2 separate regions of the Homo sapiens genome follow, and region 1 is linked to region 2. Evidence: read pairs that join two places in POLR2A ChIA-PET (ENCODE). Cell type or tissue: Panc1. All regions are shown on one strand. Links, peaks and the distances in the headings refer to the core of each region. The heading gives the core; the rest is flanking DNA.

Region 1 (5,368 bases), core at 62-5,061, 270 kb before region 2:
TCAATTTGCTCACGAGGATGTAAAAGAAAACCCAAGTACCATGAGAAGAAATAAGGGGAAACTATTATGTTAGAAACAAAGTTAACTGGATGGGCTTCACAGCTGTTAGGCACTGCAGAAGAAATGATATCTGACAACAGAAACTACCCAAACTGTAGCTCAAGGAAAAAGGCTGGGCCGGGCACGGTGGCTCACACCTATAATCCCAGCAGTTTGAGAGGCCGAGATGGGTGGGTCACTTGAGGTCAGGAGTTCCAGACCAGCCTGGCCAACATGGCGAAACCCCGTCTCTACCAAAAATACAAAAAAAAAATTAGCCGGGTGTGGTGGTGGGCACCTGTAATCCCAGCTACTCGGGAGGCTGAGGCAGGAGAATTGCTTGAACTCGGTAGGTGGAGGTTACAGTGCGCTGAGATCGCGCCACTGCATTCCACCCTGGGTGACAGAGCGAGACTCCGTCTCAAAAAACAAAAAACAAAAAAAAAGAAAGAAAGAAAAGAAAAAAGATAAGAAAAAGAAAAAAGGCTGAAATAAAAAAAAGAACAGAGCTTCGGTGTCCTGTGAGACAACGTCAAGAGGCCTGAAATAGATGTGATTAGAGTCCTAGGAAATAAAGTGGAAAGAGGAAAAGATAGCTGAAGAAATAATGGCCAACGTTTTCCAAATTTGCTGAAAAAAACCAACCCACAGATCAAAGAAGCTTAAGAAACCCTCAGCGGGATAAAGGCAAAGAAAGCCACCTCAAAGCACATAATAATCAAATTCCCGACAGTAACACTAAAGAGAAAACCTTACAAGCAGCCTACGAGCATTGGGGTGTCACACACACAGGAACGAACGTAAGACATTCAGGGAGCCTCCAGTGACCCCCCAAAACAACGTGGGCGAGAAGACAGCGGGTCACACCTGAAAGCACTGTTGGAGGAAAGAACTAAAAACACCATCAATGCCATCAATAATTGTTTAAAACTTTAAATGCAATTTCTTCAGTATTTTTTAAAGACACATTAAAATGTATCTATTACTCACCAATAGAAAACTTAGGAATTTTAAATTGATTTGTAGGAGTAGGCATAACCTTTGTCTTGGAATTTAGACAGGAATCTCGCCGTCTGATACTTCTAGTCTTATTCAATTGAGAAGATTCTGACCAAGCGCAACTGGAGTTCAGCCACTGGCCGCCACCTTCCGGAGTCTGGGGTTGGGTGGGGGATGCTGAGGGGGGTGCCGTGAGCTGCTCCGCTGCCAGCTCAGAAACATCGACCCGCTTGGCCTGCCAGGAGGATGCCCCCACAGGGCCTGCAGGCAGAGCTGGCCGCAGCATGGCGGGTCCCATTCTGCCTGACTTGCTGATGTTTGACAGAGGCCGGGAGCTATTTGCAGGAATACTTGCAAATTCACTTGATTTAGCTAGAAGGTATACACACAAAAATCACATTATTATAAAAGTATGAAGCTATTTAACAAACACACAGAAGTTATGCTGTCTTTAGCATATCTACCTTAAACATAAGACACATTAACAATATTCTATAAGCCCTTCAGGCAACATCATCAAACACAGGATGGCTCAGGCAGCTTTTAGCTTAGCTGAGTGTATTCTAAGGTACTTATTCTCAAAATAATTACTAACATGTACATAAGCATGCATAAATTCAAGCTCTCCTATCTTCGTTGATTATGTTGGCAGGAGAAATCTACATTAGTTGAGCAGATGGAAGGGGATAGTCTAGTCACATGTCTCACCTGTCTGGTCACAGAGGTGGGCAGGGAACAAGGAAAAAAGACGCAATTGTTACTGGTTGATTCCTTTAAAATTACAAGGAGGCTGCGTCATATTAACCATAAGCACTATTTAAAATAGAAGACCAGATAAACTAGGGTAATACATACTGAGCTACCAATATACGCAGACGATCTGGTAAAGGATTCTTAAAGAAAAACTTTAGCCCAGGAGTGGTGGCTCACGCCTGTAATCCAAACACTTTGGGAGGCCAAGGCAAGAGATCACTCAAGGCCAGGAGTTCGAGACCAGCCTGGCTAATATAGTGAGACCATCCTCTCTACAAAAAACACAAAAATGTGGGCCAGGCGCAGTGGCTCGTGCCTGTAATCCTAGCACTTTGGGAGGCCAAGGCGGGCGGATCACGAGGTCAAGAGATCGAGACCATCCTAGCCAACATGGTGAAACCCCGTCACTACTAAAAATACAAAAATTAGCCGGGCGTGGTGGCAGGTGCCTGTAGTCCCAGCTACTTGGGAGGCTGAGGCAGGAGAATCACTCGAACCCGGGAGGCAGAGGTTGTAGTGAGCCAAGATTGCGCCACTGCACTCCAACCTGGCAATAGAGTGAGACTCCATCTCAAAAAAAAAAAACCCACAAAAATTAGCCGGGTGTGGTGGCATGTGCCTGTAGTCCCAGCTACTCAGGAGGCTGAGGTGGGAGGATTGCTTGATCTCAGGAGGTCATCACCTCAGTCTATAAAGATAAGGACACAAACCTCTCTTAATCACAGAATGGCAGAGTCAGAATTCCAGATCAGATCAATCTGATTAGAGAGTTCACACTTATCATTTTTTTTTTTTTTTTTGAGACGGAGTGCAGTGATGCAATCTCGGCTCATGGTAACCTCTGCCTCCCGCGTTCAAGCCATTCTCGTGGCCCAGTCTCCCGAGTAGCTGGGACTACAGGCACCCGCCACCATGCCCGGCTAGTTTTTGTGTTTTTAGTAGAGACAGGGTTTCACCATGTTGGCCAGGCTGGTCTCAAACTCCAGGGGTCAAGCGATCCACCCATCTTGGCCTGCCAAAGTGCTGGGATCACAGGCGTGAGCCCCTGCGCCCGGCCCACTTTTTACATTTTGTGAACACAATCCACACCATGCTGCCCTGAACGACCCCGAGACGCCACATGGCCAATGCACCTCGAAGAGGATTTCGCTCTGAAGAGCAGAAAGGCGAAGGCTTTCCCTTACCACTAGATGGCAGCTGTGGCTTGGCAAGGTTGAAATGTGGCTTGACCTCAAACAGGTGTGGGAGCATGGATTTAAACAGGCACCCAGGAGTTATGGGGCCATATGCCCTACATTATCTGGAATAGTCCTATTTTAAAACTGGTGTCTCATGACATGGACATGAGGGTGATTCCAGTGTCCATGTTCTCAGGCACGGGGTATCATACATGCTTTCTGGCCATGTGTACCCCGTAGACTGAAGCCACCCATCTGAGTGTGCCCTCCTCATGGGACAGAGGCACTGAGGGCAGGTACAGCAACTCAGTCCACAGCCTGGTCCACCGCACACAGCACGCCCTCCGGGACGTCCTGCCAAGCCTAAGTGGTTCTGCAGAAACAGTCTCCAAGGCCTGAGCAGCACTCCAGGCCTCACCTGGCCAGATGTGGGTCCAAGCATGATGCCGGCTGCCTCACCTTTGCCCACTGCTGGGGATGTGCACGCACTGGATGCCCCGCTCCAAACAGGCCCCGAGGAGGACTTCCTTGCGAGATTGCTGGTAGAGCCGGGTGCTTTTAACAGGGTCTTCTTCAGCCCCAACTGGGGCAAAATGTGAAAAAACAGAATCAGCAAAGATCTCGTTATTTACCTATTACTTGTGTCTGCAAAAGTAAGGGGTTTTTGGCTGGGCACGGTGGCTCACGCCTGTAATCCCAGCACTTTGGGAGGCTGAGGCCGGAGGATCACAAGGTCAGGAGTTTGAGACCAGCCTGGCCAATATGGTGAAACCTTGTCTCTACTAAAAATATAAAAACTAGCTGGGCATGGTGGCAGGCACCTGTAGTCCCAGCTACTCGGGAGGCTGAGGTAGGAGAATTGCTTGAACCCGGGAGGTGGAGGTTGTAGTGAGCTGAGCTCGTGCCATTGCACTCCAGCCTGGGCGACAGAGTGAGACTCCGTCTCAACAACAACAACAACAACAAAAGTTGGTGTTTTTACTATTTTAAAATAATCTAATAATTATCATCTTGAATTTAAAGAAGAAAAAAGTCAAGCAGCACTTCTCAAAGTGTAGTCTTCAAACCCCTGCATGAGGACCACATTAGGGAGCTAGCAGAAATGCAGATTTGGGGCCCCAACCCAGACCCCATGAGTCAGCAGCTGCAGGGCCCAGCTTTGGGCAGTTCTAACAAGAACTGCCAGTACACACAGCTTGGTTTACCGCCAATGCCAGAAAATAAGTGGCAAAGATGTGGCTGGTAGTCTCCATGCCTGTGAGGAACCGCAATTTTCTTTCTTTTCCTTTTTTTTTTTTTTTTTTTTAGACAGGGTCTCACTCTGTTGCCCAGGCTGGAATGGAATGCAGTGGCATGATCACAGCTCACTGCAGCCTTGACCTCCTGGGCTCAAGCAATCCTCCCACCTCAACCTCCCAAATAGCTGGGACCACAGGCATGCACCACCATGCCTGGCTGATTTTTATTTTTTAATGGAGATGGGGGCCTCACTATGTTGCCCAGGCTGGTCTCAAACTCCTGGGCTCAAGTGATCCTCCCGCCTCAGCCTCCCAAAGTGCTGAGATTACATGTGTGAGCCACTGCACCCAGCTGCTGTTTTCAAAACATCAACATCTCATGTCATCTGTTCAAGAACTCTACATGAGGGAAACGGAATATCCCCACCTACAAACTGGGGCTCCGAGACGCTGACTTTTCCCAACCCACACAGCTCCCAGGGCAGAGGCTAGCCATCAGTGCACACTGCGAAGCCAGTATTCTTTGCATGTATTTTGCAGGCTGCCTCTTGTGGGTGTATTTTCAACTTTTCCACCTCTTTTTTTTTTTTTTTTTTGAGACAGGGTCTCATTCTGTCACCCAACCTGGAGTGCAGTGGCGTGATTATGACTCACTGCAGCCTCGACCTCCTGGGCTCAAGCAATCATCCCACCTCAGCCTCCTGAGTAGCTGGGACTGCCGTTGCTCACCACCATGCCCAGCTAATTTTTGTATTTTTTGTAGAGATGGGTTTCATCATGTTGCTCAGGCTGGTCTTGAACTCCTGGGCTCAAGTGATCCTCCCACCTTGGCCTCCCAAAATGCTGGGATTTTAATCCAAAGCACTTGTACACACAGCTGCCACCTCATTCCCAGCAACCACAAGTTTGGGCCCCAGCAGCCAACTCACCTTGTTTGGAACAGGGATCGCCCGCTTGCCCTGGCCCAAGTGGCTTCCGGCGGCCGGCACATTGACAGCACCCGGGGCAGGTTTGTCAGGGAGAACATCCCGGTGGGATTCCTTCTCAGCTGGGATTTTTGTCCTGGAAGGACTAGCTGGAATCTCTTTCTTGGGCTGAAAATTTTAATTTGAACTGTGAGAACTGTCTAGTGCTTAACAATGTACAGAGATACTCAGGCTT
Region 2 (5,368 bases), core at 279-5,278:
TCTGGGGTCTGGGCAGCATTATTATCACCCCCTCCTTTACAGCTGGGGGAACTCAGGCATAGAGAGTTCAGGAGCATACCTGAGATCACACCAAAGTGGGGGCCCTGGGATTTAAACTCAGAGCACCCCAAATCCCATCCCAAGGCTTTTCTTTTCTCTTTTTGAGATGGGGTCTTGCTCTGTTGCCCCTGCTGGAGTGCAGTGGCGTGATCACCGCTCACTGCAGCCTCAACCTCCCAGGCTCAAGTTATCCTCCTGCCTCAGCCACCCAAGTTGCTGGGACTTACAGGCGTGTGCCACCATGCCCAGCTAATGTTTTTTTTTTTAACCTTTGTTGCTCAGGTTGGTCTCAAACTCCTGGGCTCATGCAATCTTCCTGCCTCGGCCTCCCAATGTGCTGGAATTACAGGTATGAGCTACCGCGCTCAGCCCAAACCCAGGGCTCTTAACCACCCTACTATGTACTGTGCTGGCCCCCGGTCAAGGGAGAGAACTCACGTCAGGCAAAAATGTTTTACAGAGAGGCAGCTAAGTCTTTTCCACAGTGGATGACACAGTCCCCCTCACAAACCACCCCACAGATCCAACCCCAAGGAACTCTGCTTCTACGTGTGCCCTTGGGGCAAGGGATGCAAAGCACCAGGCGATGGAGCTCAGAGGATGGCACTCTTCCAGAGAGCTGTGTGTCTCTGGGAAAGCTAACACACCTCTCTGAGCCTGTTGCTACAGCTTTACCATCAGCGATGTGACTGCAAGCCTTCTCAGCTGCCTGTCAGCAGATGCACAGGCCTGTGCACAGAGCTCTGCGGAGACCACGCCGACATCGCCGCACACCCACCCTCCTGCTCATGGGACAGACCATTCACACCTGCTTCACCACCAGCCACAGGCTTGTCGGAAGGAGCAGACTCTTCTCCACGGACAAGCCACTGCCCCTTTGAGGGCCTCAGCTTCCTTACCCTATGAGATGAGGAAACAGATCTTCACTTGCCACAGGACTTGGGGGGATGAAAAGGTAACCTCCGTAAAGCTGCCCCTGGTGTGGGGAAGCCACCCCATAGATGACATTGCCCGCCCTCCCCCTAGGCCCAGAGCTCTACAGAGTCCTCAAGCTGGTGTCCCTCCAGGCTAAAACACTTCCACCCCCTGGGCAGTGCACTACAGGGTGGTGGGGAAGGGGCCATCTGTGGAAGAAACACAGGGCCTGGCCTGGGGTCCTGGGCAAGACCTCTGTGACCTCAGTTTCCCCAGATCCCTCCAGGTGTGACCTTGTAGATGGCCTCTATTCTGGATTCACAGCTGCTGAGGAGGAGGAAGAGGACACTGAAGGCATTCCTTCAGTCCCCTGGGGAGGTTCAGATGCTCAGACTCCCTGATACCACCTTTCCTGGGCAGAATAAAGTCCCCAAGATGTCCAAGCCCTAATCCCTGGAGCCTGGGAAAGTGTTACCTCCCAGACCAAAGGGACTTTGTAGGTGTGTGATTGAGTTGAAGATCTGCAGTGAGAGGGTAGCCTGGATTAGCCACGTGTGCCCAAAAGCAGAGACTCCTTCCCAGCCGTGGTCAGAGACAGAACAAGGGGACGCTGCTGGCTTTAAAGACGGAAGAAGGGACGAGGAGCCAAGGAGTGCAAGTGCCGCCAGAGGCCAGAAAAGGCAAGGGATGGATTTTTCCCCTGGAGTTCCAGGAGGAACCAGCCCTGCCAACACCTGGATTTTAGTTCTGGGACCCCACCTCAGACATCTGACCCCCTTGACTGTAAGGTAATAAATGTGCGTTGCTTAAGCCACTGAGTCAGCCATAAGTTGTTACATGGCTGCCACAGGAAACTAACAGGCCCTCCCCTCTGGCCCCAACATGCCCAGCTGCCTGTGAAGGGGAAGAAGGATGGCACAAGGCACGGCCCTCATCGATGTGTTCACACACCTTGCTCCCCTACTGAGCTGGCCCTGGGGCTGCAGACCTGATCCCTGCTCTCAGGAGCCTTCGCCAGCTGAGAGACGCCCGCAGAGCCTCCCCTCCACTGCGGAGGCTCGAACCTTCCCTCCTGCTGCTGCTGCCCCATCCTCTCCTCTTCCTCCTGCTGCTGTTTGTTGAGTGCTCCCTGTGAGTAGGCACCAGGCTAGTGTCCTCCTCCCAACCCCAGCCTCATAGGCTCAGCGGTCAGGCCACCCGAGCAGTCACATTGTAGACCCCTGAATCCTGCCCATGGTTTGGCAGGACAAAGGGCCTTTTCTGCTTCAGAGTCACAAATGTGTCCTCCTCACAATAAGGGTGGCATGGAGGTCCCTGGGCCAGTGCCTCAGCCTATTGAGCCTGGGGTCCTTGTCTGTACAGGGGGATGAAGGTAGCACCTCACAGATGGCGATAAACCCAGCCAGTGCAGGGCAGGCAGTCAGCGCTCCAAACTCGCTTCAAGTCTTTGCCTATGCTGCCAATCAAGTCAGCTGTGGGAAGAGTCAGGTTTTTCTCTTGAAAGTCAGGGCCGGGCACGGTGGCTCATGCCTGTAATCCCAGCACTTTGGGAGGCTGAGGTGGGTAGATCACAAGGTCAGGAGACCGAGACCATCCTGGCTAACACAGTGAAACCCTGTCTCTACTAAAAATACAAAAAATTAGCCGGGCATGGTGGCACGCACCTGTAGTCCCACCTACTTGGGAGGCTGAGGCAGGAGAATCACTTGAACCTGGGAGGCAGAGGTTTGCAGTGAACCGAGATCACGCCACTGCACTCCAGCCCTGGACGACAGTGAGACTCTATCTCAAAAAAAAAAAAAAAAAAAAAGTCAGATGCAATGCCAGGGCTGTGGTGTGGGACTGTCACTGCATGAGGCATGGGGGCTGAGGTACTTGGCCAAGGGGGTTTTTCAGAGACCACCCCAAGAGTCTTCTGGAGCCAAAATATCACCCCTAATGACTTAACTGGGAGCCCCACCACTAAAGCAGGGTTTCATCATGCTAGGAAGTAATCAGAAAAGTGCAGACAAATGTTCCTGGAAGTGTTGCCTACAATGGGGAAAACTGGAAATAACTGGGAAGAACCCAAGTGCCTGATAATAAGGGGTTAGTTAAGGACCTCTGTCCAGTGGAATATGCTAAATAGTCATGAAAGTTCATTTGCAAGACAGTATCTTCTGACTTAGGAAAATATTGTGATAAAATATTAATGAAACAAGCAGAAGATAAAATGATACACCTAATAAGATGCTAATTTTGCTTAAAATATGTTTTGACAGACTAGGTGTGGTGGCTCACACCTGTAACCCCAGCACTGTGGAAAGCTGAGGTGGGTGGGTCACCTGAGGTCAGGAGCTCGAGACCAGCCTGGCCAACATAGTGAAACCCCATCTCTACTAAAAATACAAGTTAGCTGGGGGTGGTGGTAGGCGCCTGTAGTCCCAGCCACTTGGGAGGCTGAGCCAGGAGAATCGCTTGGAGCCAGGTGAATCGCTTGAACCCAGGAAGCAGAGGTTGCAGTGAGCCGAGACTGCACCACTGCACTCCAGTCTGGGCGACACAACGAGACTCCATCTCAAAAAAAAAAAAAAAAAAGTTTTGACAGAAGCTGGGTGAGGCCTTCCCAGTGGCTATCTCTGAGTGTGCTTTCATAGGTGATTGACAAATGTTTTTCTTTTCTGAGGACTCAAAGTGTTCTAAAATGAGCATGGAACATCAATGATGGCATTAAAGAAAAAAAAAAAGAATGGCAAAGACGAGGAGTTGTACTCCTTCACTGAAGCTGCCTTTGGTCCCTCCCTGGGCCTCAGCATGCGGCACGAACACGTGTGAGGGGCAGGGCTGGCTTTGTGGGTTTGTGACCCATACCACCGCACAGGGCCCTGAGCTTAGGAAGGCCCTGCATTCGGAAGGGCCCCAAGCTCGTTTTAATTCACACCATCGTCACCACCTTGTAATTCTCAGGCATTTTCAAACCAGGGGGCCACATTTTCTTCTTACCCTGGGCCCTGCAAACTCTATAGCCGATCCTGGCGAGGAACCCTGGGCCTCCGGACACCTTGACTTTTCTCTCCAGTTTCCTGAATGCCGCAGCCAGCTTTCTGGGGTAGGTTTATTTCCCATGCAGTGACTCCTTATATTTTGTCCAGGGTTTCCAAAATCAGGGGCCCAAGGACATTAACCTCAAAAAATCAAAGCATATATTGGCTGTCCCCCGGGACAGTGGCTGCCTTGTTAGGAGGTGGGTGGGGTCACTGGCACAGCCCTGGCATTGCTAAATGGGCTGTTGGCAAAAAGAGGAAACAGGGCTCTGTTCTGTAAAAACATGCGTGAGCATTTGCAGTGCTTTTTCTGGAGACTGAAATCTTTCTGTACACCTCACCAAATTTTCAGAAGTTTCTTATGAGGTATGTGTTTTCTCCAGTAAAACCAGGTGCCTCTGACTCAGGGGCACTGCCTATGGACCTGTCCTACATCTCTTTCTACCAGTTAAGGCTCAAGGATGCCTGGGTGACTCTGTCCTACGGCTTCTGCAGCCACACTGCCAGATAGGTGGTGAGCTGCCTGTCTCTGGAGGCATTCAACAAAGGCTGCACAGGAAACACCTTCTCTGGCATTAGCCTAGAGAAGCTCACCTGAGGGTGTCACTGCACAGGGTATCTGGCAGCTTCTAAGGCAGGACCTTGTCGTCTTTTCTCTCTGTGCCCAGTACTCCATACAGGAGTATAGGTGTGGGGGAGGTGTTCAGTGACTGTTTCCTTTAGGGTACGGAAACAAGTGCCAGAAGGTGGTGAGGTAAGCGATGCAAAGTTGACATGAGATGTAGGAGAGAAATTCCTGAGCTGCCCAGAAGCAGGTGATGTGCGAGAGAAGCCAGCAGCCACGGGCCCCTGGAGCAGCAGCCGCTGATACTGAGTGCCTGCCGTGTGCTAGCGGAGTGATCGATGTTCACAGCGATTGTCACCGTTCTCCCAACAACGCAACTGATACAGAACTCTTTTTGTTTGTTTTGTTTGTTTGTTTGTTTGTTTGTTTTTTTGAGACAGAGTCTCGCTCTGTCACCCAGGCTGGAGTGCAGTGGCGCAATCTCGGCTTACTGCAACCTCCGCCTCCCGGGTTCAAGCAATTCTCCTGCCTCAGCCTCCTGAGTAGCTGGGACTACAGCTGTGTGCCACCACACCTAGCTAATTTTTGTATTTTTAGTAGAGACAGGGTTTCATCGTGTTGGCCAGGCTGGTCTGGAACTCCTGACCTCATGATCTGTCTGCCTCGGCCTCGCAAAGTGCTGGGATTACAGGTGTGAGCTACCACACCTGTCTGGCAGAACTCTTATTAAGCCCCTTTTATGAGTGAGGAAACTGAGGCCCAGAGAGGTGAGGTTACCCAGCTAGAATGAGGTAGCGCTGGCAGG

What was found. Peaks named below come from ENCODE experiments on the same cell type or tissue, not always from the same donor. Only the 100,000 strongest peaks of a DNase experiment are listed, where the experiment ranks them.
Region 1: POLR2A ChIA-PET joins it to region 2 with 10 read pairs; 2 of 35 experiments call an interaction of 5 or more read pairs at or near these places.

Annotation. Positions count from the first base shown.
Region 1 is chr22:46,312,074-46,317,441 of GRCh38, reverse strand. It overlaps GTSE1 (G2 and S-phase expressed 1), which reads right to left. Exons shown (of 12, transcript NM_016426.7): 5 at 5,137-5,301; 6 at 3,429-3,552; 7 at 1,030-1,410. Among named protein-coding and RNA genes, the nearest start is that of GTSE1, 18 kb to the right of the region's middle. In Panc1, for the core only: a CTCF peak has its summit at 2,975 (motif pointing right); a DNase peak (open chromatin) is centred at 3,011.
Region 2 is chr22:46,046,874-46,052,241 of GRCh38, reverse strand. The region is part of intron 1 of LOC124905135 (collagen alpha-1(III) chain-like); the gene reads right to left. It overlaps PRR34 (PRR34 long non-coding RNA), which reads left to right. Exons shown (of 2, transcript NR_165243.1): 2 at 343-3,711. Among named protein-coding and RNA genes, the nearest start is that of PRR34-AS1, 4.3 kb to the left of the region's middle. In Panc1, for the core only: no CTCF peak of the experiment used is centred there; no DNase peak of the experiment used is centred there; H3K27ac peaks cover 3,843 bases.